Linked DNA regions of Homo sapiens: all the other regions are linked to region 2. The links are chromatin loops, found by intact Hi-C in ENCODE. Cell type or tissue: dorsolateral prefrontal cortex. All regions are shown on one strand. Each heading gives the region's core, and the rest is flanking DNA. Links, peaks and the distances in the headings are about the cores only.

Region 1 (10,697 bases), core at 1,509-9,508, 410 kb before region 2:
TGGATGCTTCACGAAGTTCTCATGCTGTGGTTTTCAGCTCCATCAGGTCATTTAAGGTCTTCTCTACACTATTCTAGTTAGGCATTCATCTAATCTTTTTTCAAGGTTTTTAGCTTCCTTGCGATGGGTTAGAACAAGCTCCTTTAGCTGGGAGAAGTTTGTTATTACCGACTTTCTGAAGCCTACTTCTGTCAACTCGTCAAACTTACTCTCCATCCAGTTTTGTTCCCTTGCTGGCAAGGAGCTGAGATCCTCTGGAGGAGAAGACATGCTCTGGTTTTTGGAATTTTCACCTTTTCTGCTCTGGTTTCTCCCCATCTTTGTGGTTTTATCTACCTTTGGTCTTTGATGTTGGTGAACTACAATGGGGTTTTGGGGTGGATGTCCTTTTTGTTGATGTTGATGCTACTCCTTTCTGTTTGTTAGTTTTCCTTCTAACAGACAGGCCCCTCAGCTGCAGGTCTGTTGGAGTTTGCTGGAGGTCCACTCTGACCCTGTTTTGCTGGGTATCTCCAGCAGAGGCTACAGAACAGCAAATATTGCTGCCTGATCCTTTCTCTGGAAGCTTCATCCCAGAGAGGTACTCGCTTGTTTGAAGTGTCTGTCAGCCCCTACTGGGAGGTGTCTCCCAGTCAGGCTACACAGGGGTCAGGGACCCACTTGAGGAAGCAATTTGTCCATTCTCAGAGCTTGAATGCCATGCTGAGGGAACCACTGGACGTTTAAGTCTGCAGAAGCTGTTTACTGCCTTTTGTTCAGATATGCCCTGCCCCTAGAGGTGGAATCTAGAGAGGCAGTAGTCCTTGCTAAGCTATGGTGGACCCCACCCAATTCAAGCTTCCCAGCTGCTTTGTTTACACTGTGAGCTACTCAAGCCTCACAATGGCGGATGCCCCCCTCCCTCATCAAGCTGCACCATTGCAAGTTAATCTCAGACTGCTGCACTAGCAGTGAGCAAGCCTCTGTGGGCATGGGACCCACCGGGCCAGGCATGGGAGGGTACCTCCTGGTCGGCTGGTTGCTGAGACCATGGGAAAAGTGCAGTATTTGGTCAGGAGTGTACCATTTCTCCAGGTACAGTCTGTCTCAGTTCCCTTGGGTGGGAAAGGGAAATCCCTTGGCCCCTTGTGCTTCCTGGTTGAGGCAATGCTGTGACCTGCTTCAGCTTGCTCTCCATGGGCTGCATCCCCTGTCCAACCAGTCCCAGTGAGATGAACCAGTACCTCAGTTGGAAATGCAGAAATCACCCGTCATCTGCATCGATCTCACTGGGAGCTGCAGACTGGAGCTATTCCTATTTGGCCATCTTGGAAGCGACCCCCTTCACTATTCATTTTAAATACAAAGCTGATCTTAGATATATAGAAACCTAAGCTATCTTTAAAGATAAGAAAGTTCATATTTATAAAGGTCTTCCTTTCCACTCTGATTTCATGATTTTCATAAATATAACTAAACTGTGATTTGTCATAAGCCAAAGTCACAAGTTGGACTTGTAACTGCAATGTATTAAATTTATATTTAGGCATTACATCTGTGTATCACTGTGTCCTTATGTATCTGATACTGTGAGATCAACAAAGCCTGGAGAAAGTGCTGGAGACACCTTCCTTATAGTCTAGTTCTTAGAAAACTCTCAATATTCAAAAGGCATTACATTTATTCTTTAAAACATTTTAAATAAGAAATGACTCCATTAAACAATCCACAAAGAAAGCCATCTCTCTTAAAGCTTTCCATGTTCATAAAACTCCCCAAATGTGTAGTTTTTATTTGGTAATTTAATTTCTGCTGCAGATGTCTATCCAATTTATTTGCGATTTATCACCGATTTTAATTTATAGTGAAAGTACTGGGCCAGATTTGTAAAGAGATAATATTTTTCTCCTCATTTCATTCTAGATTCAATGAATAATTGGTCTTTCCCATTATTATTAATTTATCTTTGCACACTAATGCTTTTGAACAATGATGAGTTTCACAAAATTCTTCTCCAGCTGTCACCTGGAAACTTTTTGTGCCAATGTTATTTTAGATTTATGCTAATAAAAATTTATTCCAGTTTTAAGACTTTAAATCCTCCTACATTTACTTGCCAAATACACCGTGTGAGTTCTTGAACAAGTTGCCTCCTTGCATCAGTCCATTTTCATGCTGCTGATAAAGACATACCTGAGACTGGGGAATTTACAAAAGAAATAGTTTCATTGGACTTACAGTTTCACATGGCTGGGGAGGCCTCACAATCGTGGTGGAAGGCAAGGAGGAGCAAGTCACATCTTACATAGATGGCAGCGGCAAAATGAGAGCTTGTGCAGAAAAACTCCCGTTTTTAAAACCATCAGATCTCATGTGACCCATTCACTATCACAAGGACAGCACAGGAGAGACCTGCCCTCATGATTCAATCATCTCTCACTGGGTTCCTTCCCACAATATGTGGGAATTATGGAAGCTCCAAGGTGAGATTTGTGTGGGGACACAGGGCTAAACCATATTGTTCTGCCCGGCCCCTGTAAAATCTCATATCTGCACATTTCAAAACCAATTATGCCTTCCCAACAGTCCCCCAAACTCTCAACTCATTTCAGCATTAACTCAAAAGTCCACAGCCAAAGTCTCATCTGAGACAAGGCAAGTCCCTTCCTCCTATGACCCTGTAAAATCAAAAGCAAGTTAGTTCCTTCCTAGATACAATGGGGATACAGGCATTGGGTAAATACAGCCATTCCAAATGGGAGAAATTGGCTGAAACAAAGGGGCTAAAGGCCCCAGGCAAGTCTGAAATCCAGTAGAGCAGTCAAATCTTAAAGCTCAAAGTGATCACCTTTGATTCCATGTCTCACATCCAGGTCCGCTGATGCAAGAGGTGGATTCCCATGGTCTTGGGGAGCTCTGCCCCTGTGCTTTGCAGGGTACAGCCTCCCTCCTGGCTGCTTTCATGGACTGATGTTGAGTGTCTGAATCTTTTCCAGGTGCACAGTGCAAACTTTTGGTGGATCTACCATTCTGGGAGCACAGTGCAAACTGTTGGTGGATCTATCATTCTGGGGTCTGGAGGATGGTGGCCGTCTTCTCACAGCTCCACTAAGTGGTATCCCAGTAGTGACTCTGTGGGGGGGCTCCAACCCCACATTTCCCTTCCATACTGCCCTAGCAGAGGTTCTCCATGAGGGCCCCACCCCTGCAGCAAACTTCTGCCTGGGCATCCAGGCATTTCCATACATCCTCTGAAATCTAGGTGGAGGTTCCTAAACCTCAATGCTTGATTTCTGTGCACCTGCAGGCTCAACACCATGTGGAAGCTGCCAAAGCTTGGGGCTTCCACCCTCTGAAGCCACGGCCTGAGCTCTATGTTGGCCCATTTCAGCCATGGCTGGGGCAGCTGGGACACAGGGCACGAAGTGCCTAGGCTGCACACAGCATGGGGACCTTGGGCCTGGCCCCCGAAACCACTTTTTCCTCCTAGGCCTCTGGGCCTGTGGTGGGAGGGGCTGCTGCAAAGGTCTCTGACAGTTGGAGATAGTTTCCCCATTGTCTTGGTGATTAACGTTTGGCTCCTCATTACTTATGCAAATTTCTGCAGCTCACTTGAATTTTTCCTCAGAAAATGGGATTTTCTTTTCTATTGCATTGTCAGGCTGCAAATTTTCTAAACTTTTATGCTCTGTTTCCCTTTTGAAACTGAATGCCTTTAACAGCGTCCAACTTTCCTCTTGAATGCTTTGTTGCTTAGAAATTTCTTCCACCATATACCCTAAATCATCTCTCTCAAGTTCAAAGCTCCACAAATCTCTAGGGCAGGGGCAAAATGCTGCCAGTCTTTTTGCTAAAAAATAACAAGAGTCACCTTTGCTCCAGTTCCCAATAAGTTCCTCATCTCCATCTGACACCACCTCAGCCTAAATTTCATTGTCCATATCATTATCAGCATTTTGGTAAAAGCCATTCAACAAGTCTCTAGGGAGTTCCAAACTTTCTCACATTTTCCTCTTCTTCTGAGCCCTCCAAACTGTTCCAACCTCTGCCTGTTACTTAGTTTCAAGGTTGCTTCCACATTTTTGGGTATCTTTTCAGCAGTGTCCCACTCTACTGGTACCAATTTATTGTGTTAGTCTGTTTTCATGCTCCTGATAAAGTCATACCTGAGATTGGGCAATTTACAAAAGAAAGAGGTTTATTGGACTTCCAGTTCCACATGGCTGGGGAGGCCTCACAATCATGGCAGAAGGATGAGCAAGTCACATCTTACATGGATGGCAGCAGGCAAAAAGAGAGCAGAGAAACTCCCATTTTAAAAACCATCAGAACTCGTGAGACCCACTCACTCTCACGAGAACAGCATTGAAAAGACCTACCCCCATGATTCAATCATCTCCCACTGGGTCCTTCCCACAACAAGTGGGAATTATGGGAGCTACAAGATGAGATTTGGGTGGGGACACAGAGCCAAACCATATCACTATTACACGAGTCAGAATATCCTTGTCTATATAGTGAAAATGTAATACTTGTCTCCCTTCTTCAGAAAAAGGCAGTGTAGCCCAATGGTTGAGAGAAATGATTTCTGTAGTCATATGGGCCAGTGTTCAAGTCTTAGCTCTGCAACTTAATACAGTGTGACTCTGGGAAATTTCCTTAATCTTTCTGAGGCTCAGTTTCCTCATCTAGACAATGGAGAAAATAATAATACTTATAGGGTTGTTATGAAGATGAAATCCAGCCATTATTTTATGTGCTTAGTATAATACTGGGCATATTGTGTGTTTCCTCAACTAACTGTGGCATATTTATGCATCTACAGGTACATATTTGTGAAGATCAAATAAAATATACACAAAATTGGTTTATAAGTGATAAAGAGCTATTCAGATGTGCTGGCATCATTAGCTGAGCATTCTAGTATATTTTTTGAGCCCAGACTTTGAGTTAAAACCTCCTGGGGACCTGAATAAAGCAACCATTGAGCCACTAGATCCACAGGAAGGCCTACCCTTTTCCACCCTCTGTCTCTGGCCCCAATACCACCCTCCATCTACTGTGCAGCCACTGTATTCTAGGCCCTGTGCTTTGCCTTCCTTGTTATTAACCCCCACAACAGTCCTTCAAGATAGATATGATAATTCATGTTTTGTAGATGAAACGGAGCTTAGCTCTTTTAAGTAACTTGTTTTATCATTGTATAGCTCTTACATTAGGGAATTAAGGTGAAAACACAAGTTGCTCTGGTGTTAAAGTACATGCATTTTTCACCGTACCATGTCTTCAAACAACAGTGGCAAACCAGACCGACTTGTACTTTGTCCTGGATCTGACGCTCCCACACCCTAGCAACTCTAGGTACGTTGGCTTACCACTAGAGGATAGGTTTCTTCATACATGAAATGACAGTAGCAAGACCTACCCTATAGGAATTTGTAAGTATTAAACAGAAAAGCATATAGTCAGTGATAATAAAGAATATTTCTTCATATTTTGTCTTCTGGTACTTTCCATCTCCCAAGGGTTGCTGGAGAGCCGCTCCTCCTTCCCTAGGCCAGCAGGGGGCAGTAGAGACCATAAAGGATCTGACCCAACCAGGAGGATCTCCTTAACCAACTGCCTCTGGGATCCTCCACCACTGTCTGGAATCTGAATTCGATCAGGTCCTTGGTAGTCTCTGATTCTGGCTCTTGGAATAGAAAAGAAGGAAAAACCTGTTATACACAATAACAGACACAGCTATCACAACAATAGTAATCCTTAGTGCTTGCGTTAAGACTCCAAATAGAAAGTTTTTATATTATACAGGAAGCGATTCACGTTGGCCCGGGGTTAGCAGTTTCATTAACCTCATGAAGACGTTAATATCATTAGGAAGGCAGAAAGAGAAAACCTTCAACTCCTCCATTAGACCCAATTACAGAGCGCTGCTGCACAAAGGAGGCTGCTGCCGAGCTTGTCTGTGCTCAGGCTCGCAGCCGCAGTGATCCCATTAGATTGCCACTCACTGAAGTCATTAAAGCAGCCTCATTTGTGGTAAGAAACCATCATTCCCGAAATAGGTTGCTTTCAAGAAATGAATATGGGTAAGTGATAATGATGACAAATTAACACAAGATGATAAAGTAAATGCAAATGCAGGCTGGGCCAAACATTGATAGATGGAGCTGGGGGTGGTATATCCCAGTTGCTCTATTTGTGCTTGATTTCTTACAACAACACTATGAGATCGCATTATTTAAGTTTTTATTCTGATTTATCTGGCTCTGCTCCCACTTGCTGTCATGAACCCCTGCAAAGTCCTCTCTATGTTTTTCTGATAGTTCTCAAAGGCAGCAGCAGTGCAGAGCATGTCATGTGTATGACGAAGAAGTACGACCAGTTTCCACATGGTGTGCATGGTTTTATTCCCTTTCTCCTGATCTCAGGTGCCCATATACAGGGGTCAGTTACTCCCACTGGCCACGGTCCCCTCTGCTCTGTAAGGTGGCTGTTGCTTCTGCTGGTTATTTCTGTGGATGCTCTCCAGCTCTGGAGGTGCCAAACCTGTGGTGGTTTATGTGCAAGTGTGTGTGTGTGTGTGTGTGAGAGAGAGAGAATGTGTGTGTGTGTGTGTGTGCATGTGTGTGTGTGTGAAGGTATGCCTCTTCCTTTTTTTTTTTTTTGAGATGGAGTTTTGCTCTGTCGCCCAGGCTGGAGTGCAGTGGTGTGATCTTGGCTCACTGCAACCTCTGCCTCCCAGGTTCAAGTGATTCTCCTGCCTCAGCCTCCTGAGTAGCTGAGATTAGAGGCGCATGCCTCCACATCCAGCTAATTTTTGTATTTTTAGTAGAGACAGGGTTTCACCGTGTTGGCCGGGCTGGTCTCCAACTCCTGACCTCAGGTGATCCACCCATCTTGGCCTCCCAAAGTGCTGGGATTACAGGTGTGAGCCACCGCACCTGGCCACCTCTTCTCTTTTTAAAAAGAATCACATCCTCCTAGATACCCTCAACACAGTACTGAGAGGCCCCTGGGTTCTTTATGAAAATAGACCTCTTTTTGTCCACCCTGCCAATATATCATTCTTCAAGATTGAGTCTAGATATCCTATTATCCAGGAAGTCTTCCCCAAGCACCCACATTGCTATGTGAGTATCTTCCATCCCTTTATGCCCTCAAACTACTCTGCTTGCTGCTATCTTGGCATAGGATATCAACAACAGTCTAATGGGGCAGATGACACATGACTCCTTGTGGGCAGGGTATGACTTACTCACCTTTGTATCCCCAGCACCTAGGAAACTGCCTAGCCCACAGTAGGTGCTGAATCTGTGTTTATGAAGTGAGCTTATTTCCTCTTTGTCTTTGAGATTTCTTTACCACTGGTCCCTCCCCTGATCCCACCCCAGCCCCTAGCATTCTAACTTTCTCTAGTCAGCTCTTTCTGGTACCTGCCTTCTTTGGCATGATACCCTGAATGCCTGTTTTTACCTAGGGCTCTGGATTTGTGGTTTGGTTTTGAATTGTTCACTAGGTTTTAAACCAATACTTTTTTTTGGATGCTGTATTACTTTCCTAGGGCTGCCATAACAAAGTACAACAAACTGGGTGGTTTACGCATCAGACACTTGTTGTCTCACTTTTCTAGTGGCTAGAAGTCTGAAATTAGGGTGTCAACAGGGTTGGTTCCTTCTGAGGGCTGTGAGGGAGGCATCTCCAGGCCTCTCCGCTAGCTTCTGGCATTCCTCAGCATGTAGATATTTACCCCGTGACTTCACATTGTCTTCCCTTTGTAAGTGTCTTTGTGTCCAAATGTCTCCTTTTCATAAGAACTCCAGTCATATTAGATTAGGGCTCACCCTAATGACTTCACCTTAATTTGATCATCTTAAAGAACATATTTCTAAACAAGTGCAATGGTGTGATCTTGGCTCACTGCAACCTCTGCCTCCCGGGTTCAAGCGATTCTCCTGCCTCAGCCTCCTGAGTAGCTGGGATTATAGGCGCATGCCTATAATTCCAGCTGTGAATATAATATATTCACAGATACTAGGGGACAAGACTTCAACATTTTTTGGGGGGTACAATTCAACCCATAACAGATGCCTCATCTAGTAGCACCTCAATGGTAAATGGCACCACGCAGCTGGCCCAGGTTTCACCAAAGCTTCCCATGGCAGCTTCTGTTTTTCAAGAGGGAGTTCACATGGTATCCAATAGTTGCTAGTTCACTTTCCTTTTCTATATTCTCAAGGAGAATGCAGTACTCAAACTAGGAGGTATTTTTAATCTTTCACTCTTTAAGTAAACTGGGCTGTACATTTATTTTGAGAAGTGAAAAAAAATTTGCTCATTGGCATTGGCATCCAGCTAAAATCAAGTTCAGTAATGCCCCAGGCTATTCAAAGCTTTTGTGCCTGTGACCTATTTGTGGGAAGATAATGTATTAATAATTGTAATGTTATAGCAGCCTCCTGATAATATATTCCAATATTTTATTGGTTTGCTATCTCTGAAAGGACTGGGAACCCCCTGAATAATTCCACTGAGGCGGGATAATCTTAGAAAGTCTCTGAACAGCAGTGAGTCAGCCAGAATAAGCCTGTCTGGCACAATCCACAGGGATCCCCTCAAGAGAGAAAACAAAGTCAAAAGTAGCAGAAACAACTGAGTGGAAGAAGTGAAACCAGTGGAAGATTTAGCCAATTTCCATGGCAGATTTAAGTCACTGGTTTAATGTTGGTCGAAGAGGTGTTCTTGGAGTTGCCTGCATTACGTTGCTTCTCATTTCGATGCTTAGTTTATGAAACATTTATGTGTCTTTTCATGTATTGTTAGTTTCCTCCCCTTTTACTCCCTGGAATGAGAGTCACAAGAGAGGCTACAGAAGAGGTAGTAGCCCCTTCATATCTGATGCAGACATGCAAGTTTTCAGTCCCTTACTGTAAGTTATGCCTTTATGCTACTTGCTTTCAATCCTGGCAATGCCACCATAGATTCTGCTGCAATTGGTCTTGGCTGGGTCGGGGAATAGTGCTTTTTAAGAGCAGCACTGGTGATTCTAATATGTAGCCAATGTTGAGAACCATGCCCTCCATCTTTTTGGCTTGTTTGCTTTGAAAGACAGAAGAGCAAAATTAGGGGAATATTTGCAGTGTAAGGTCTATCTATATTCCTCCAGGACACACATGCCCCTCTCTATCCCCTATCCTTAACTAGGCACATTCATGAAGCAAAAATTCCCTGTACCTCATCATGGCCACGGGCATGAGGGAATGATGCTGGATCATGACCTTAAAGGAACCATGCAGCTCTATGGGCATGAAGAAGCCATGCAGTATGATGGCCATGAGGGAACCATGAGGCTCCATGGGCATGAGGAACCATGCAGCTCCATGGCCATAAGGGAATCATGCAGCTACAGGGCCATGAGGAGCCATGCAGCTTCATGTGCATGAGGTAGTATGCAGCTCCAAGGGCATGAGGAAACCATGCAACAATATGGGCATGGGGGAACCATGCAGCCTCTTGAGCTTGAGAAAATCATGTGGCACCATGTGCATGAGGAAACTGGGTAGCTCCATGTGCCTGAGGAAACTATGCAGCTCTGTGGGCATAAGAGAACCACGACGCTACATGTGCATGAAGGAACCATGCAGCTCCATAGCCATGAGGAAACAATGTGGCACCACGACCATGAGGAAACCACGTGGCTCCATGGGCATGAGGGAACCATGCGGCTCCATGGGCATGAGGGAACCATGCAGCTCCATGGGCATGAGGACACCATGTAGTATCATGGGCATGAGGGAACCATGCAGCTATGTGTCCATAAGAGAACTATGCAGCTTCATAGGCATGAGGAAATTATGCAGCTCCATGGGGATGTGGAAACCATGCAGCTCTATGTCCATGAGAAAACCATGAAGCTCCATGGGCATAAGGAAACCAAGCAGCACCACGTACATCAGGAACCATGGAGCATCATGACAATGAGGAATCCATGCAGCTCCATGGTCATGAGGGGACCATGGGGCACCATGGTTATGAGGAAACTATGCAGCACCATGGGCTGAGGAAACCAGGCAACTCCATGGGCATAAGGAAATCATAGCTCCATGGCTATAAGAACAGCAAGCAGCTGCATGGCTAGAAGGAAATAATGCAGTACCATGATAGTTGATTACTGTTCACAACTTTTAGTACATCTGGTAGTCTGAGCCTTTAGATACTGCATATCCATTTCCTAGTTGAATTAACTTTTATTTCATGTCTTTTAAACTGGGTTCTTGCCTTTTGACTGGATTGGTAAGTTACTGGACCATCTAAGCCTTTTTCCTTATCAGAAACAGTGTCTTTCTTCCTCTGTATTGTGAAATGAGTGCAAATAGCCTGAATGTATTAGTCCGTTTTCACACTGCTGTAAAGAACTACCTAAGACTGGGTAATTTATAAAAAGAAGAGGTTTAATTGACTCCCAGTTCTGCATGGCTGGGGAGGCCTCAGGAAACTTACAATCATGGTGGAAAGTGAAGGGGAAGCAAGTCGTATCTTACATGACATCGGGAGAGAGAGTGAAAGAGTGAGGAAGTGCCACAGTTTAAAACCATCAGCTCTTATGAGAACTCATTCACTATCTTGAGAGCAGCATGGGGAAGATGGCTTCCATGATCTAATCACCTCCCAACCTCAACATGTGGGGATGACAATTCGAGATGAAATTTGGGTGGAGA
Region 2 (10,697 bases), core at 1,025-9,024:
AGTGCCCCACTCACTTCTGGAAGATGGCTTTCTTCTTTCCAAATGGAGCTTCAGGAATGCACGGGAAAAGAGGCAGCCTAAGCATTTACATGTATCCGTGCTCCCAGGCTGATTCACACAAAGCATCAGCAACCTGCATAAATTTAGCCTGTGAGGGCGATTGTGATAGTTGTGAGAGTGATGACTGATTTCAATATGCAAGTATTTATTGGGTGCCTAAATGGGCAAACATTGGGGTTATAGTGATGAACACAACAGATGTAGTCTTATCATACTTTTGGGATTTTACTTTTAAAAGTACAAATTGCCAGTTGAGATTGAAAGATGTGTCTTTTCTTCCCTTAGGGAATATAAGAGAGGACAAAGAATTGAGCTTAAAAGAAAATCATTGATGTAAGAGACATAAAAAACCATATTGCATAATAGCCTTTTTAGCAACCGTTACTTAAAACCTGACAGTGAAATGAGCATATATACCATATGGCATGTGTGTATTATGCCTTTATCATATTACTTGAATGTACACTTAGCTGCATCCCATTTTAATGAAAGGGATTTCTTGCTTTCTTTATACTCAGAGAATTCCCTCAGATTCAACTACACTTAGCTGCATCCCATTTTAATGAAAGGGATTTCTTGCTTTCCTTATTCTCATAGAATTCCCTCAGATTCAACTAAAAGAGATAATAACAGCAACAATAATAGTAATTTACTCCATTAAAGATGACCACTTTATGCTAAGTTCCAAATAACTCTCACTACTTAACAGCAGATTTTGGACTCTACTCAAGACCTTCCAGTTTTTCAGAGAATGAGAAGAACATTCTGTAGAAGCACAAAACTTTCAAGATTCTCTAGGAATTAATACAAATCCAAATGCGGTTCTGTGGCCAAATGTCAGTTTCATCTAGAAAATCCAATAAATAGCTATAGAGTACTGACTGTCTGAGAGGCAGGCAACCAGGAAAAAACATGCGGTTAAGAGTACAGGCTCTGAGAGAATAATTATGTTTTGGGAACTATAGTATGTCTGTTATTAGATTCTAGTCTCATGAGTTGTTTTTTAAGTTTTTTTCTGAATTTAGACTAACTCTGCTTATTCATGTGAAACCACCAGTGATCTCTGGCTGCTGCTCAGAAGAAACAAAAGGAATGGGTAATGTAAAAGTCTGAATCAATATTCTAATTTTGTCCACATATTGGAATCAGGTAGCGGTCCCATATCAGCTTGGTTCCATCAGTTGCCCAGTTCATGGAAAGCCTTCTTATTTAGTTTACTTGGGATAATTTTGCTTAACTGTTGTGGGATATATTGCTGTTGTACTCTTTGTGTAGAAATGCAGGATAACGGCTTGGCGCAGTGGCTCACGCCTGTAATCCCAGGACTTTGGGAGGCCAAGGCGGGCGGATCACAAGGTCAAGAGATCAAGACCATCCTGGCCAAGATGGTGAAACCCCATCTCTACTAAAAATACAAAAAAGCTGGGTGTGGTGGTGCGTGCCTCTAGTCCCAACTACTCAGGAGGCTGAGACAAGGTTCGCTTGAAGCTGGGAGGTGGAGGTTGCAGTGAGCCAAGATTGCACCACTGCACTCCAGCCTGGTGACAGAGTAGGACTCCATCTCAAAAAAAAAAAAAAAAGTAAAAAAAGAAATGCAAGATAAGCTTATTGAATGTTTTCCTAAATTGAGCACTTATTAATCTTCCAAATATCACCTTTTGTTGAAACTCAAGATTTATGAGTGGCCCTCAACATACTGATGCTTTCTGACCAGGCTTCTCTCTACCCTGAATATAAAAGACCTTCATAGTTAGGCAGGGATATCATATCATCGTTCCTATTCAGCCTGAAGAAGTTACAGAAGATGGATCTTCATCCCTCTGCAACCCTTAGGATTAAGGGTTCTCTTATAAAAGGAAGGGGGAAAATGTCAGAGGCTTTTAAACCAGAGTGACTTTATCATGTATAGAGGCTGGGTAAAATGAGGCTGAGACCTACTAGGCTGCATTCCCAGGAGGTTAGAGCATTCTTAGTCACAGGATGAGATAGGAGGTCAGCACTAAATACAAGTCATAAAGACCATGCTGATAAAGCAGACTGCAGTGGAGAAGCCAGCCAAAACCCACCGAAACCAAGATGATGACAAGAGTGACCTCTAGTTGTCCTCACTTCTCATTATACACTAATTATAATGTATTAGCATGCTAAAAGACATTCCCACCAGCACTATGACAGTTTATAAATGGCATGGCAATGTCAGGAAGTTACCCTATATGATCTAAAAAGGGGAGGAAGCTTCACTTCCAGAAATTGTTCACCCTTTTCCTGGAAAACTCATGAATAACTCACTCCTTGTTTAGCATATAATAAAGAAATAACCATAAAAATGGGCAGCCAGCAGCCCATGCTGCTGCTCTGCCTATGAAATAGCCATTCTTTTATCCCTTTACTTTCTTAATAAACTTGCTTTCACTTAAAAAAAAAAAAAAAAGTACAGGCTCTGAAATCACACATGTGAAAGAAAACCTTAGGCAAATAGTTTAATTTCCAAAGTCTTAGTGTCCTTCTCTTTAAATGGAGATACTACCTCTTTCAAAAGGCAATTGTGAAGATCAAATGACAACCTGCACCTAGCACAGAACCTGGCACATCTGAGCACTCAATAAACATTCCTTGATCCTACCAGTATTCTCATAATCACCATAGTTTTGTCTGACTCCCTCTTTTCAAATTAAGTGGTACTCTGGGATATTGGGGTTAACCCTGTCCAAGGGCTGCTTTGTTGGACACTGTCAGTAGAGACAGAATGTGTAAGTTTAGCAGTATTTTCAAGTAAAAAGCATAAAGGAACAATTCAGATGGTAGCCAATGGGTGAAAGAAGATAAAATAAAATATTCAGAGAAATTACCTAAGATACAGTGCAGCTGCTATAGCTTTGATTTATGACTAACATCCTAGGACAGAGATGGGGAGGAAGCTGATAAACAGAGGCTATGACCTGCTGTGGGCAATAATGTTTCAGGATCTCAGGTGCCACTTCACAGATGGGACATAGGTGTTGCCTGGTTGGGTTCTGAGTATCTGGGTTTAGTGGGGCTGAGCTGAGACAGCCAAAGAGAAAGCACATAAATATCCAAGGGAGAGAATGTGTCTGGCTTCAGACCTTACAGATCAAAATTGTCTTTCCAGATAAAGGTCTAAAAGAGAGAGCTGAATAAATCAAACAAGAGGTGACGAGAAATTGAGGAGGAAGTGAAGCACAGAAGATCTGAGACTGATATCTGCACTGGGAAGGGATATCTGGAACTCTCTCTCTCTCTCTTTCTCTCTCCATGGGTTCTGGGGTTGCACATTGGTTGAGATAAAGATGAATTTCAGTTGGACCAGCAGATATTGGAGAATGATGAGAGCAGCAGTTAAGGAAGGTAGGGGAAATATTATGGAGCCTACTTTAGATCATGCTAAGGGGTTTCTATTTGAGCCTGTAGACAATGTTGATCAGATTTCTGTTTTACAAAGACAACCCTTAAATGCTTCACCTTATCCCCACAGTCCTAATTAATTGTCTTTGCTTCTCATTCCCACACAGCTTGGCTCTTGCCACATCGTGACTTATTTTTTATTTTTTTTCTATGACTATCTTTCTCCTTCCAACTGTGAAATTTCTTGAAGGCAGACCCTATGTCTTTGACTTTGATGCCATGTTTTTTTTTGTTTTGCTTGTTTGTTTTTTAAGACAAAGACATGGCAGGTAAAATTCAAATTTGGATGACATCCATGAAACATGAGAAGTTCGTTTCTAGAAGCTCCTGAAGGACTTGGGCTTGGGGCTCAGAGAGTAAGTTGCTTCTCTCCAATACTAAAATCAAGCCCCTGGGAATGGGCCAGCCAAATTGGACATGCAGCACCAGGAGCTTTCTGAGAGTATTTTTCTATTTCTTTTTCATCTCTTTTCTCCCCAGCCTTACCATGTTCTTGTCCACAGAGGTCAACATATGTTTAGTACATGAAAGGCGGATACCTCTTCTTTGAAGAGTAATTTGTGGACAGGGCCTTCAGAGTAGTGCTTTCCCTTGTGTTATGGTATCCTTGTGTTCCAGGGTGGTAAGCTGCTTTGGCAATGTGGCAGCCCACTGGTCTCCTGGGAGATGCTTCAAGAGTAAGCCATTTCACACCGTGCTGCCTGGGGAGCTCAGAGCAAACCCTGGCCATCAGATATGGCCAGTGGAGGGCAGCAGAGGGCTGCAGAGCATGGTCCAGTGTCCCTCTGGAGGTGATGGAACTATCAGGACAGGTATCTGCATGTGAGAGTGCAGGATTGACAGGAAAATGCCTATCAGCAATCAAGAAGAACCAATAGATTCTTCGGAGAAAGATCAGGCTGTAGAGATATTGAGGAGCTGGCACCTTGAAAACCCTGAAGTAGATTAGGGAATATCAATGGGAAACTAGAAACTCAGCATGTGGAGTAAGGACCAGCCTAACACCATAACAATAATACTTCTGCCTTCTGCAGATCACCAGAGGCCAGAGCTGGATGAGATGCCTTCCAGAGGACCTCGAAGATAACCTCAATTGGCCTTTTTGCCCCTCTATCTAGCTTAGAGAATGCAGTGGCTCTGGGCTCTGGAATAATAATCTCCTCCCCATCCTTCTTCACTTCCCTCCCCACCCAAACCACCCATTTCTGTCTCATCTGTGGTTTCATACTCAACTGTGGAGGCTAGTGCCATACATAGGTGAAAACTCAGGTTATCAGTGGCTACTCAACAGCCTCACTAGTGGCCAATCTAACCTCACTTTACTGCCATAATTAGAAGTTAGCAGGTGTTTCTACTTTTAGCCTCTGTTTTATTGGCTTTGCTTACTGGCTAAAACAGGTCTTGGGATTCTTTCTGTGGCTGATTAAGTCACACATCTTGACACCTAAAGTGATGTTCCAGCCAAAATATATTTGCACATGTAATAATAAAAATAATCATCTGCCACATATGAGAAAGAGACAGAAATCTCTCACAATTTATTTTCCATTTTATTTTTACTCCTGTTAGCACCTTCACTCTAGCCAATGGAATCCGTTGTTGTGAGTTCCTATTGTTAGCCTTGATGGCTAGATTTGCTGATATTACTGGCATTAGGCTTTGCAACTTATTTCAAGGAAAGATAACATTTGGATGTCCACATTTTTGTTCAAGGTCACTGGCCAATTGTATCTTATCAATGTCTTTATCCTTGTATCATCTATATTTATTACACCTTAAGGAAGCATCATAAATATCCTTATTGGCTAGAGCCTCACTTCCTTGTGAGGCATCTTTTTCAATGACTTATCCTTGCCTTTCTGTTCATAGTTGGTTAGCAACAGGTGCAGTTGAATAAATGGGTGGGTATGTGTCTATAAGATAAGTGCCATCTCCTTCTTTTATCTTAAGATATTTCCATTTCTTCAGCTAAACAATGGAGATGATTACACCACCATATGCTCCCCTCCTTCAACAGATGTAAGTGTGGGGTCATCACCAAAGAAAGGGTTTGAGGACCAGTTACTCAGCCACACATCCCAAATGGCTTAAGAATCTCTGTATTCTGGAAGAGAATATGGCCCTATGAGGGCCTTCCTATTATATCCAGAATTTAGTGACTTTTTCTTCCTATTACCATAATCACATCCATTGCATTGGACATATGGTGGCTTAGAGGACAGAATTAGAATTAATCAGTGAGTGGCTATTACAGGGAAACAAGGACTCAACTTAAATAGCATTTTCTAAGTTAAACTTGCCTAAAGATTGATGGGGCTGATTCACAAGGAGGTGAACTATAATCCTGGGGGTTTTAGGTAGAGGGGAAGACCAATTGTCACCACTGGTTCTCTCTGATGGCCAGATCAGATTCTTTGTAAAGTCTTCTGTAGCACTTGGGACACATAATAATTACAGGCTTCTAAAATGGGTTTCTAACAAGTTACTACTGTTACCTGAAATCATAGCCAGCAGAATAGTGCAATGCATTTTAAAAACAATATCTAACTTCTTTTTATCAGATGAGGAATATATTAGCATTCATTGAGCTCCTATGTATCAGATATTGTGCTAAGCACTTTACATCCTTTAATGCTTGCAACAACCCTGTTAGGCAAGGGTTATTCTTTTCATTCCACAGGTAAAGAAACTGAGACTCAGAGCATTTAAGTCAGTTGTCTAAGTTCACATCATAGTAGAACCCAAATCTGTAGCCAGATCTCTCTGAATAGCTGTCTTTTCAACGCACCAGGCCACCTTTTATGAAGAAATAAAGGCTATGCTGACCAAAGCTCTGTTCTCCTGAGTATTACCATGCATTTTAGTTGCAAATAATATTTAATACAGTAATACATAATCAAGGAGTATTTTTTTTGTCAATGACTGCAGGGTAAACCTACCTTAGCTTCATTCTACATTCACCTCAGAATGTGTGTATAGTCAGTTTTCACACTGAATGTCAGCAAATGGAGTGGATATGGTGCTCAAAGAAGGCAAAAAATAAGTGATCATCTTAGATTTACAAGAGTTGCAAAAATTTTATAACCAGCTATGCTGTAAGAATTGTGAGTGTGGTCAAGTAAGACTAGTGAATTCTTCCAGAAGGTAGCAGCTTTTTCCCTTGCTATTACACTGGCTGAGTATCTACTCTTCTTTAGATATAGGATATGCACTAGGGAAGCTGTTTGAAGACTGATTACAAATGTGGCCATGACAATGTGGTTAAGTGATTTCATTAATATGTAGTTTAAAGAACAAAAAGGCCAGTGCCACACCAAGGAACATGGAGGTAGCATTTTCCAATACTGTCTAGAAAGCTGGAGCATGTCCAAATAGTTAGCCTTTGGGTATTTATTTCCTTTGTATGAAAACAGACATTGAAACTTGCTTTGTATTCATTTGTTTTTCAGGTTAGTTATTGCCATTTGCTTTGAACGTGTATAAAGGGATTTTTCAGAAGTAGCATGTGAGCTGTAACAAGGAATCTTATCTGGCAATCTTCCCTGATCTGTCACTGAAGGCTAATCTCACCACAGGAACACTGTCATACATCATAAAGATATATACCCTTTCCAGGCATTTTAAAACATATTTATTTTTCCTTCGTTTTACAAATACTGACTGTCTACAATTGTTGGTTTTAATAATATTACCAGCAAACAGTTAATTGCACTTGCTGTGTGCATGGCATGGTTCTAAGAGCTTTTTATCTCACAAGAACTCTGAGATGAATCTCATTTTCCAGAAGTGGAAACTGTATAAAGCTTAATTTTTTTTCTTAATAGACTAGGAAAAAATAAGGTTAATCAAAATCTCTGCAAGCTTTAAGGTTGATATTTAATTTAAAACAAAACAAAAACAGTTTCAAAGTAGTATATTCCCAACGTTATCTGTAGAGTCATATTTATTGTTCACCTTAATGTTCAGTCATCACTAAAGATTTCTGTAGCTAATCAGAATCAATGGAGCCACTAAATTTATTGTGAAATAAATGACATCCCTATGAAAAATACTCTGTTCTAAATATGACCCAGGACAAACTCTGAATTAGAGCTGTTGCATTTTGTATACTACTGTACTTCCATCTTCATTAACACCTAGCCAGTCTTTCTTCTAACACCTAGTTAGCAACTGGTTACTGTCAAAGACTGCTGTGTTTCAGTTCTGTCCAGAGGAGCTAGATCTGTATTTGTCTACATCTGTTTCCAGAATTGCAAGTAGTAACTTTTAATATAAATAGCTTTTCTTAAGTACAATGTTTTGGGGCCTCATAAAAGCACTCTTCCCTTAGACCTGAATGTAACATCGGTATGGTAGATTCACCTGGGCTTGTGCCAAGGAATTACTGTTCTGAAGCTTCTCAAGGTCTTTGTTATAGATGGTTCTCCCTATAAGCCATATCAATATATCTCTATATTTTCAAAATCCGAAATACTGTTCTATGCTCTCAAATTGATACCAAACATTAAAAATCTGAAAGTCCTCCCAAATTAGGAATATTGAATAGCTCTATCTATAAGTTAGTCCCGAACTAACTTATAGAACTATAAGTTAGTGTCTTGAAGACACTAAGAAGTAGAATATTTTTATGGTTAGGTCTCTGAGCTTGGAAATCAGATGGCCTGAGTCTGATCTGGCCTGTATGGGCAACTGTGGGTTACCATAAATGTAATGTGTCCAGTGATAGATGGGTGCTCACAGGATAGTAGGGAGCCCATGGAGAGGGGTTGTTGGGGTGATCAGACCCAACACCAGGTCGTGGGGGTGATGAAGTCTGGCGGAGTCAAAGGATTGAGAAAAAGACAGTTTGAGAAGTAAAGTGGGACCAGGGGGCCATTGTGATTGTGGAGGCTGTGAAGGCCCTGAGCTCTGGGAGCCCACACTATTTATTGGTAATCCAACAAAGAAATAGGTGGTGAGAATGTGGAGGTCAAAGGGCACGTTGCTTTAAGCACATGATTTACAGCTGGGATGGCTTAGCATTTGCTCTGCTACTTGAGATAATGGAGAGCAAGTTCTTTTAACTCAAAATACAATCAATGCTGGGAGAGCAAGGAGCCAGCAAGTCTAGACAAATTCCAGAGCCACGAGCCCTGGATTCTATCCAAGTCACGAGGGATTTTATGCCCTGGGCTTAGATTATAGTGCGTCAGGGTAGCCTTCCACCTTTAGCACAGAGCTTGGTGTTCCAAAGGCCACAAGGGGTTTTAGACCCTGGACCTCAGACATGTTCCAAGACTCTTTTACATTATGTCAGACATGCAAGCCCTGCCTCAGCTTCTCCCGACACTCAGCTTTACCCAACATGCCCCCCTTCTCTTTTTTGTAAAACAGAAGGTATTATTATTACTATCATTATTACTAGCTATCATTATTTCTAGCATAAAAGGTGGCCTCTTTTAATTGAGCAAGGCACTTTCATGCTCTGCAGCCTTTAATTGCCGGTTGGTGATCCAGCTTCATTTTTCTTAGCCCTTATTCAAACTGGAGTCGCTCTGGTTTGAATACTTCCCACACATCTCCCCTTTCCCTTTTTCAAGAGGACCCTTAATTCTAGCGGTTGCAGAAGGATGAAGGTCCCTCTTCTGTAACTTCTTCATGCTGAATAGGGGTGATGATACTCCTGCCTAACTGTTCAGTTCTCTTGTATTCAGGGTAGAGAGAAGCTCAGTCAGAAAGCATTGGTCCATTAAGCATCTGTAGGTAAAACCCTGGTGCTCCAGCAGTTTTTCAGCTTCCTGTGCGGTTTTCTTGATCTGTTCCCATGTCATGGGGATTGCACCTACATGGTTCATTCATCTCCTGCAAAAACACAAGCATACCCTCACCTCCATATTAGTAAATCTAATGAAACAGAAGCAAAAACATTTTTGGCTGTAGCCAGGAGGCCACTGATAATGAGAAACAGGCCCCTTCTAACAGAAGGCACAGGGAAAGCAAATCAAGGCTTTTCAAACCTTCAATTCACACCGTACAGGTGGGCCCACTAGATGCTGTGGCTCAGGATAGATCTTCAGATGTTTCGTGGGCACCCACACAGGCACCTGATCATCACCTGAAGAGACTCAAGTAAATCCTCTTCCCCATATAGTTATCTTTCCTTTTTCCCAGCTCTTTGTATATGACCATATTTTTTTCTAAGGCCTGCGGCCTTAAGATGAGTTAACGAATGGAATGCTTGTGCCAGCAAAGACCGCAGAAACCAATGCATCCACCCCTTGATTAAGTTTAGTTAAAGGACCAAAAGGTCCTGGAGAGAAAAGAAAGAGCATTTTTATCCTTACCTCCCTCCCCTCCATTCCTTTTATATTTGCCCTTTGAGCCATAGCTAATTTCCATAATTCAGAATGTTCTTGTCTGTCCCTGCAAATCTCTGCTAGTCTTTGCTAGTCTCTACTTTTGTACCTCTTTAGGGCACTGACCTTATATTGCTAGTCTTTGCTTTTGTACCTCTTTAGGGCACTGACCTTATATTGCTAGTCTTCATCTATCCCTATCTGTCCCTGTGGTACCTGTTAGTTCCTGTGAGTTCCTGCAAGTCCCTATCTCTATTTATCTCTATCTCTATTTATCTCCACTTTACGTACTTGTCTCTACTTTACTTACTTACTTGTCTCTACTTTACTTAACTTACTTATCTCTACTTACTTACTTGTCTCTACTTACTTACTTGTCTCAATTTATCTCTGCTTACTTACTTATCTCTACTTACTTACTTATCTCTACATCTTTCCTGGAAACCTTTTTTATGACCCTGGGTAGAGCTCAGAAATCCATGCTTTAAGCTTCAGCAAGAGACAAAACAGGGACCCTGGACCCAGCACCAGATTGAAGGGAATAGGAAGTGCTGTCTCCTGCCTAAAGCAGGAAAACCAGAGTTAGGCCCTTGCAAATTTCCACTCCACATCAGAGTCATCCTCAATTTCCTGGAATAAGTTGTTGATCATGGCAATTCACATATTTAGCAAAACAATGACCATTGTAACATTACAGGCCCCATAAAGAACATAACCAATATTTTCAATGAATTTGTGGTTATAATTGATGACCACTGATTTCACTTCAGAAAGTCCAAATATAGCCCAGAACATTGTCTTAAAACTCTGTTGTGAAGGCTTCATTTTGTTTTCCACCAATGTAGTAGGAGTAGAGGTTGAACATTCCCATCATAAAGG
Region 3 (8,000 bases), core at 1-8,000, 190 kb after region 2:
GCTTAGTGGAACCTATTGTAGGCTTCTGAATTCCAGAATACAGAAGTCTGAAGGGGATACATTTGTGTTGTAAGCCCCTCGGTTTGTGGTAATTTGTTATAGCAGCAATAGGAGGCTATTGGTCAACAACATTTGTTTTTAACACTTTTCCTTTATTCTCATTTTCTGTTTCCAACATCAAATGAAACTCCAATTCAAGCAAAGTTTCTAGAATAATTTTTTTAAAAGACAATTCCATAAGATCCTCCTTTACTCTCACCTGCCATGTTGTAAATAACTCCTCCCAAGATGATTTACATTTCCAAGTAGAATCAGGGAGAAGGTATTTCGTATAGAAGGAGAGAGAACTGATGTTGATTAATTACGTAGACACCATAGCAAGTATTTTGCACGTAGATTATTCTCTTTTCCCCAAACTACCCCCTACTCCATTTTGCAGCAAAGGTAACCAAGATTCAAGAAAGATAAATAACTTATACTCTGAATGAGTCACCACTGATGTGTCTATATGACTCCAAAATTCAAATTATTTTCGTTAGACTGTGCTTTTTCTAAACTACCGATACAAAACCATAAAGTCCTAACAGTAGAATGTCTACATCAATTTGGAAGAAATGGTGATTTGGGAAGCAGGTACCACTCCTGGAAAGATACTCCGGGGAGTACTTAGAATCATTTTGATAGGTCATCATGGACTCTCACCGCTGTTTTCTCTTAGGAGAAAAATGCAATTGACAGAGTATGTTACCATTCCTAATGATTTTAAATCTTCTTATAGGGGTGTTTGCATTTGGACTTTTTGCTACTGACATTTTTGTAAACGCCGGACAAGTGGTCACTGGGCACTTAACGCCATACTTCCTGACTGTGTGCAAGCCAAACTACACCAGTGCAGACTGCCAAGCGCACCACCAGTTTATAAACAATGGGAACATTTGTACTGGGGACCTGGAAGTGATAGAAAAGGCTCGGAGATCCTTTCCCTCCAAACACGCTGCTCTGAGCATTTACTCCGCCTTATATGCCACGGTGAGTGTGCAAGTCTTGTCTCTCCTAAGTCCAGTTTTTGATAGGATGTGTGTCTCCCTGCCCTGTCTCCATTCTTTCATTGTCACTTATAGCGACTCTTAAATTTATGTATGGCATATTTCTCTACATTATGCTATTGATATACTAGCCCCCCCACACACACACTTCTACCCCACTTTCAATCTCCTGATCTGCCAGAGGATATTAGTTCTGGAATGTTTTGATAATCACCTAATTACATCCTCCCATTTACAGATGTGAAAGCAGGGTCCCACAGTATAGCTAAGATCATACAACCAGAGCAGGGACCCAGACTCCTGGTACTGTGTCTGAGATTTTCTTACCTCCCACAACAGTACTCTTTGTCAAGGTTTTCGTTGGTTTCGGAACAGCACACCTTCTCACACCTGCCTAGAAATTTGCAAGCATGGGCCTTATATGAATGACTGCTCCAACAACATGCAGACCCAGGATACACAGCTTTCCTTTGCTCTGGCACTTTTCTCCATGACTTTGCTAGGAGACAGGGATGATCCTAGAAAAACCTCAACACCCCAGAGTATGTTTCTCATTGTCCCCCAGATCGCACAGCCATTGACTGCCCCACTGGGGTATAATTTTCTCTGGTTTTCTTTTTGTTCTAGTAACAGAAAAACCAAAGTATGTCCCACATCTTAAAGAACAATGGTGTCTCTCTTATTTTCCAACTTTTTAACTGTATTCATTTTGGAAATAACTTCATTTCACTCTTGTCTGGCTTATGCATTCTTAGGACCCAGAATATAGACATGCAGAGATCAGCTCAAAGGCTCCACGGGCTGATACGATATTGCTGGTGGACATCAGGTGCATTTACCAGTGGCAGAGCAACTGTTGGCCCAAAACACCCCCTTTCCTTACTTCAACTTATTTTATATTCAGAATATGACTAGTCTGGTAATTCTCAATGGAAAGTGTGGGAATGGAAAAGACAGAAGGAAGCCTCCTTTCAAACTGTCCATTCTTCCCAAACATCTGAGTATGCCCTCAACCCACCCCCCAGGGAGATGCTACCCTTCCTGTCACTGAGTGTAATTGCAGGAGGCATGTTCTGCCTCTGCGGGAAGAAAACGGGTCTGTGCCTTCACCCCTAGGGTGGAAAAAAGGCAAAAACTCATATGGGTTTCTTATACCCCAAATGATTCTTTAATTTGTCACATAAAAACTGCATGTTCTGAATCTAATAATTAATACACAGTCATTCTTTGTGACTATGGGTCTGATCTATTTATTTAAAACAACCAGGAGCAGATAGTGCCTTTGTGTCCCATTTACAGGATCACATCGATAGGGTTATTTTGTCAACCACCAACTATGTGACATGAGTATGTGAAAAAAAGGACTTCAGCTGTCCCCACATTAAAGAAACAAGGATGCAAATAACACAGAAGCCTCAATTTACAAAACAGATTATAGCTCAGTTAAATGTCTTTGCTTTATCAAAAACAAAACCAAACCAAAAAACCTCTATGCAGGTATTTTTTTTAAACAAATAAAGCCCTCTGAAGTATCCAACATATTTTCAAATTTTCAGAATGTTGATTTTTCCTAATTATCTAGAACCTAAACAATGTATTCTTGTGCCTTTTCCTGTATTTTTTATCAGACTCAAGTCATTGCTGTGTGAAATTAATTTTTATAGTACCATTATAAAAATTATTCTGTTACTTATAATAAACTACTGTCTCAACAAATGAGATACGAAGTTCTTTGGGCAAGAAAGAAGTAAATATCATCAGCTCACACAGAATAAATGTGACTATAACATGTTCTCAAGGATTCAGATGTTATCCAATTCAAATCATGCCTCACAGACTATAGTCAGATAAACCCTGATATAAGATTCCAATTGCATAAATCTTCTGAGCCGCTATTACATGTCAAATGCTTTCAGAAATTACTCAACAAGGATTTCCTAAGTACTGGTTAATACTATGAAGAATACCAACTAACCATAGGCTCATGCTTTTAATAGTTTTTAATCTTTCTTATAGGAAAGATTTATGACAGATATAATTGGAAAACATAATAGCATGAACAACTGAATATATGCAGCATAGGTTTTAAGTAACATTTACCAGAGTCTGAAAATAGTGTAATAATATGCTGTAATTTATGTAACTGTGATGTAACCAGTTTTATAGGGAATCTGTTATATAGAAGAGATTCCTATCTTCTGGTATTCTCACCAGTGTTGAGGTATCATTCTAGAATATTAAGAATTTCTATTGTAATACTGTAAAATGCGTCTATTTTAACTTATATGTGCTCAGGCCATATACACATACTATATAAGTATCAGCATATTATTTTTTAGAATTGCTAAGCTCACATAGCACATTTGTTAAGAAATGATAGACCAATGGTGCCCTCTAGTGGTGTTTTGTAACTACTACCAAAGGTTAGCTAAAAAAGTGTACTTACATGAAAAAGGCATGGCTTCCTAACTCTAAACCACCAGGGACACATTTGCTAACTGAACCTGTAAAACGTCAGAGTCTTACCCAGCACCTCACAACAAACTAATAACAGCCGCCTACATCTCAGGTGTCATAACGTGTATCATCTTTTACTTAGCTCAGGTCTTCTTGACCTTTTGTATCTTGTGGAACACACAGAAAATTTTAATATTTTAAGAAACAGTGGAGTAAATGAATGAATAAAGCTGATCACAGCTGTCCTGAGGAATGTATGAGTCAATTTACTAGCACAGCTGAAACCTATTTATGTGATGCAGTTGTTGGGAGGTTCTAATTCAGCCTATCAACTAACTCATCAGTCAACACTTTGTTGGTATTAATCACCTGAAGGTGTGACAAAGCAACTAGGAACTTTTGGGGACACAAAAAATAAAATGTACGGTCACTTACAGTCACTCTCCTACCTGGTCTTCTCCACCAAAAGCTTCATTCCCATAGAAGGTTTATTTGGTATCTCAGACTCTCATATGGATTTCTTATACCCCAAATGATATTTAAACTTGTCACATAAAAACTGCATGTTCTGAATCTAATCGTTAATGCGTTCTTTGTGTCACTAATAACTTCTGTTGACATGTCCACTAGATTACAAAAGACTGAAGAATGTACATCTGTTCATTGTTCTTGCTGCACTGATTTCCTACCTAAATAATTTATTAAATATCTTAATGGAGTTGTTCAAGGAATACTAGTTAGTGTGGTTGCTTTGACACAAGCCCCTGCTTGTGTATGCTGGTGTATGTACCTGCTTGCTTGCATGTGTACTCATAGCACAAGGCAGCTGCCTGGTCACTCCCTGGCCTCTGTCCTATTCCAGATGTATATTACAAGCACAATCAAGACGAAGAGCAGTCGACTGGCCAAGCCGGTGCTGTGCCTCGGAACTCTCTGCACAGCCTTCCTGACAGGCCTCAACCGGGTCTCTGAGTATCGGAACCACTGCTCGGACGTGATTGCTGGTTTCATCCTGGGCACTGCAGTGGCCCTGTTTCTGGTAGGTTGACTTCCCTCTTTTTACCTTTTCCCCCTCTTCTACTCTCTGAAAAACTGTGAGTCAGGTTTCCCAGACTTCACCATCTGTGTTCCTTTCGTCCCAACCTTGTGAATTACAATTATTCTCCAAGTATTATACATGCTTTTGCTACAAAAATGATTTCAAAACACTCTTTCCTTTCAGAAACTGGATTGCCAAATTCCTTCTGGGTGGCAGGGAGAGAATTGCCCCTAGAAGTACAGCTGGCTCTACCCCTTTCAACACTGGGCTTGGGACTGGGGCCAAGCAGACTAATGATAAATTGGCACACCTTCAAACCAATCTTCTCTAAGTATTTGTTCTCAGCATATTGGGGGCAAAAGCTAAGTGTTCCTTGAGGGAAGAATAGAGAATGAAGAGCACTGGTAGAAGCAAGCAGCCTCTTCTCCAGCATCCCAAGAAACTCAACTCTAATTCCAAAGTTGCATCTCCTACTCGGAAATTTTAAAAACCCTGCAGATGATCACACCCGCCCTTTTTAGTGGGCCTCTGTTACTATTGGAACATGCCTCTTGGGAATCTTACTTCCGCTAAACTGGCTTCTCAACCACCTATCTTCCTGGAGAAGAGTTTTGGTTAATACATTTTTCTTGTATTTCTGATTATGTTTTAGTTCCCCAAATAGATGGAGGTCTGGCCACCTGCTCACCTAGGAAATCCCTTAAATTGAGTTGGAGTTGATAAAAAGAGGTTAATTTTTATTCTTTTTGCCTTCTCTTTCACGGTTGTATTGAAGTATAATAGGTATACAATAAATGACACATCAAGTATACAATTTGATCAATTTTGGCATACAACTTTCTCACCCTTCCTTTTCCCTTATCCCCAGGCAACTGGTGATCTTCTGTCATTCTATATTAGTTTGCCTTTTCTACGATTTCATATTAATTGAATCATAATGTATTTTTTCAGGTATCTTTCACCTAGCATAATTATTTTGAGATTCATCTATGTTGTAGAATGTATCCATAATTCCTTTTTATTGCTGTGTAGTATTCCATTGCATGGTCACACCTCAGAGATGCAGATTTCTATTATCTTCAAGGACTTAAAACAGGCCCAGAAAAATTTATGATGAATCATCAGGCCTGGAGACTTATACTGTGCATGAAATGAATCCCCTAACAATGTTCAGGAAGCCTCCCCAAGGAGAAAGAAGCCATCACAGTCTTGTAGGACCTCCCTCCTCCTATTCTGCCCTCTCTGGTCCAAGATCCATTTGGATTGGCATCACACATAGCTGGATTTCAGTCATAGGACTTAACACACTTCCTTTTCCTAGCCCCTCTTCCTTCCCTCCCCAATATGCAAAATACACACATGCCTCTCCCAGCCTCTAACTTGGTTTTCCAACTTGTAAAAAATCTAAGATACAGACAATGCTCACATTCAGAACATTGATTGGGAAGCTTCTTTCTAATTCAAAATGACAGGCATATCTCAGAGATAATGCAGCTTTGGTTCCAGACCATTGCAACAGTGAATATCACAGTAAAGCTAGGCACACAATTTTTTGGTTTCCCAGTGCATATAAAAAGTTATGTTTACATTATTCTGTAGTCTATTAAGTGTGCAATAGCATTATGTCTAAAAAAAAAAAAACCAATGCAGTTACCTTAATTTAAAAGCACTTTATGGCTTTAAAAAAGTGTTGACGCAGACACAAAGTGAGCATGTGCTGTTGAAAAAATGGTGCCAATAGACTTGCTGGACAGTGTTGTCAAAAAGCTTCAATTTAAAAAAAAAAAAAATATCTGCAACATGCAATAAAGTGAAGAGAAATAAAACAAAAATGTGCCAGTATTTTGAATGGATCCAGGCATTCTTCCTATAGTGAAAGATGAAAAACTAAAATGCAAATACTCTGGATGAAGTTGCAGGAAAAGCAGTGCTGAAGTCATCATAAAATCTTGATATCTCATTAGGAACTTTCCTGAGGAACGCCTTTTAAAAACATTTTATGGATACATAGAAGTTACACATGTTTCGGGGGTATGTGTGATATTTTGATACAAGCATACAATGTATAATGATCAAATCTGGGTAACTGGGATATCCATCACCTCAAATACTGTTACTTTGTGTTAAGAACATTCCAAATCTATTCCATTTATTTTGAAATATACAGTAAATTATTGTTAATTATTGTCACTCTACTGTTATAGTGAGCAGGCCTCATTTTTTCCATCTGACTGTATTTTTGTACTGATTAACCAACTCCTCTTCCCCCTATCGCCTACTACCATTCCTGAGGAATTTTTTTAAGAAGGAAAGAAAACAGGTGACTTGAAGGGAAGAGAAGGGTTTCAAAGGGAGATCAATGGTGTATAAATAGACTTTGGCTCAAGAAAAGACAAACAATGTTGCTGACCATCAGTTCTAAAGCCGCCATCCCCAGTTAGAGAGGAAGAGCCATTCTGACTGTTCCAAGCAATTTTGTAGGGTCTTTGTGGGATGATATTGGGGTTTGCTGAAGCCCCATACACAAATCCTGCTTCAACGTTAAACTTGTTTTCTCTCCATAACATGCAGCCCTGTTTCTCATCACTCAGTAACTACTCAGTCTGCTAGTGCTTTCAAGTGACTTCCCAATTGATGTCAAAATTTGTTTGCCTACAAATGGCCTTTACGTAAGACCCAGATCTGTGGTTGAATTGCTCTGGCATAAGAGAGACCACCCTGTTGGCACATGCATGTGAACACACCTCACAGACACACACAAAGCTGGGAAATGGGAGGGGAAGGATGTCCTGGAGGAGCCTGGAGGCATTCCAAAGCAGAGACTTGGAGAGGAGACAGAAAAAGAAGAGCAAACACTGAGAATGGCAGGATATCTACTGTAAATGTTCAATAGTGCTTTATGTTTGTGGTTCCCATGAGGCGGAATGTGGGAGGAAGGGGAAGGAAGTTATTAGCTGAACAAGTACCACATGCTGTATGCTTTATAGACAGCTAATCAAGTGCCCCCAGGGCAACTCTAACAATATTCCTATCCTCATTTTATAGATGAGGAAAATGAGGCTCAAAGATAAGTAACTTGCCCAATAGCCATGCAACCAATAACCAGCAGAGGGACCTGGGTCTCTCCACTCCAAAGTTTCTACAGGTTCCCCTCTTCCCAGTTAAAGCACAGTGTAGGGTCCTCGGGCGCGGTGGCTCACGCCTGTAATTCCAGCACTTTGGGAGGCCGAGGCCAGCAGATCATGATGTCAGGAGATCGAGACCATCCTGGCTAACACGGTGAAACCCCGTCTCTACTAAAAAATACAAAAAAGTAGCCAGGCGTGCTGGTGGGTGCCTGTAGTCCCAGCTACTCGGGAGGCTGAGGCAGGAGAATGGCATGAACCCGGGAGGCAGAGCTTGCAGTGAGCCGAGATCGTACGACTGCACTCCAGCCTGGGTGACAGAGTGAGACTCTG

What was found. Peaks named below come from ENCODE experiments on the same cell type or tissue, not always from the same donor. Only the 100,000 strongest peaks of a DNase experiment are listed, where the experiment ranks them.
Region 1: it touches region 2 in a loop (6-fold over the local background); 14 of 110 quality-filtered maps call a loop at or near these places.
Region 3: a loop joins it to region 2, with 5 times the contacts of the local background. A loop is called at or near these places in 49 of 110 quality-filtered maps.

What each region holds. Positions count from the first base shown.
Region 1 is chr9:100,709,262-100,719,958 of GRCh38, forward strand. No RefSeq gene overlaps it. Among named protein-coding and RNA genes, the nearest start is that of CAVIN4, 140 kb to the left of the region's middle. In dorsolateral prefrontal cortex, for the core only: CTCF peaks have their summits at 5,552 (motif pointing right) and 5,760; DNase peaks (open chromatin) are centred at 5,560 and 5,947; H3K4me3 peaks cover 952 bases.
Region 2 is chr9:101,115,184-101,125,880 of GRCh38, forward strand. The region is part of intron 1 of PLPPR1 (phospholipid phosphatase related 1); the gene reads left to right. It also overlaps the pseudogene TRPC6P4. Among named protein-coding and RNA genes, the nearest start is that of PLPPR1, 92 kb to the left of the region's middle. RefSeq lists an enhancer at 1-386 and a silencer at 4,084-4,378. In dorsolateral prefrontal cortex, for the core only: CTCF peaks have their summits at 2,228, 2,428, 4,224 (motif pointing right) and 4,424; a DNase peak (open chromatin) is centred at 4,208; H3K27ac peaks cover 662 bases.
Region 3 is chr9:101,308,433-101,316,432 of GRCh38, forward strand. PLPPR1 (phospholipid phosphatase related 1) reads left to right here. Exons shown (of 8, transcript NM_207299.2): 5 at 779-1,029; 6 at 4,366-4,542. Among named protein-coding and RNA genes, the nearest start is that of BAAT, 73 kb to the right of the region's middle. In dorsolateral prefrontal cortex, for the core only: CTCF peaks have their summits at 3,429 (motif pointing left) and 3,629; no DNase peak of the experiment used is centred there; H3K27ac peaks cover 2,555 bases.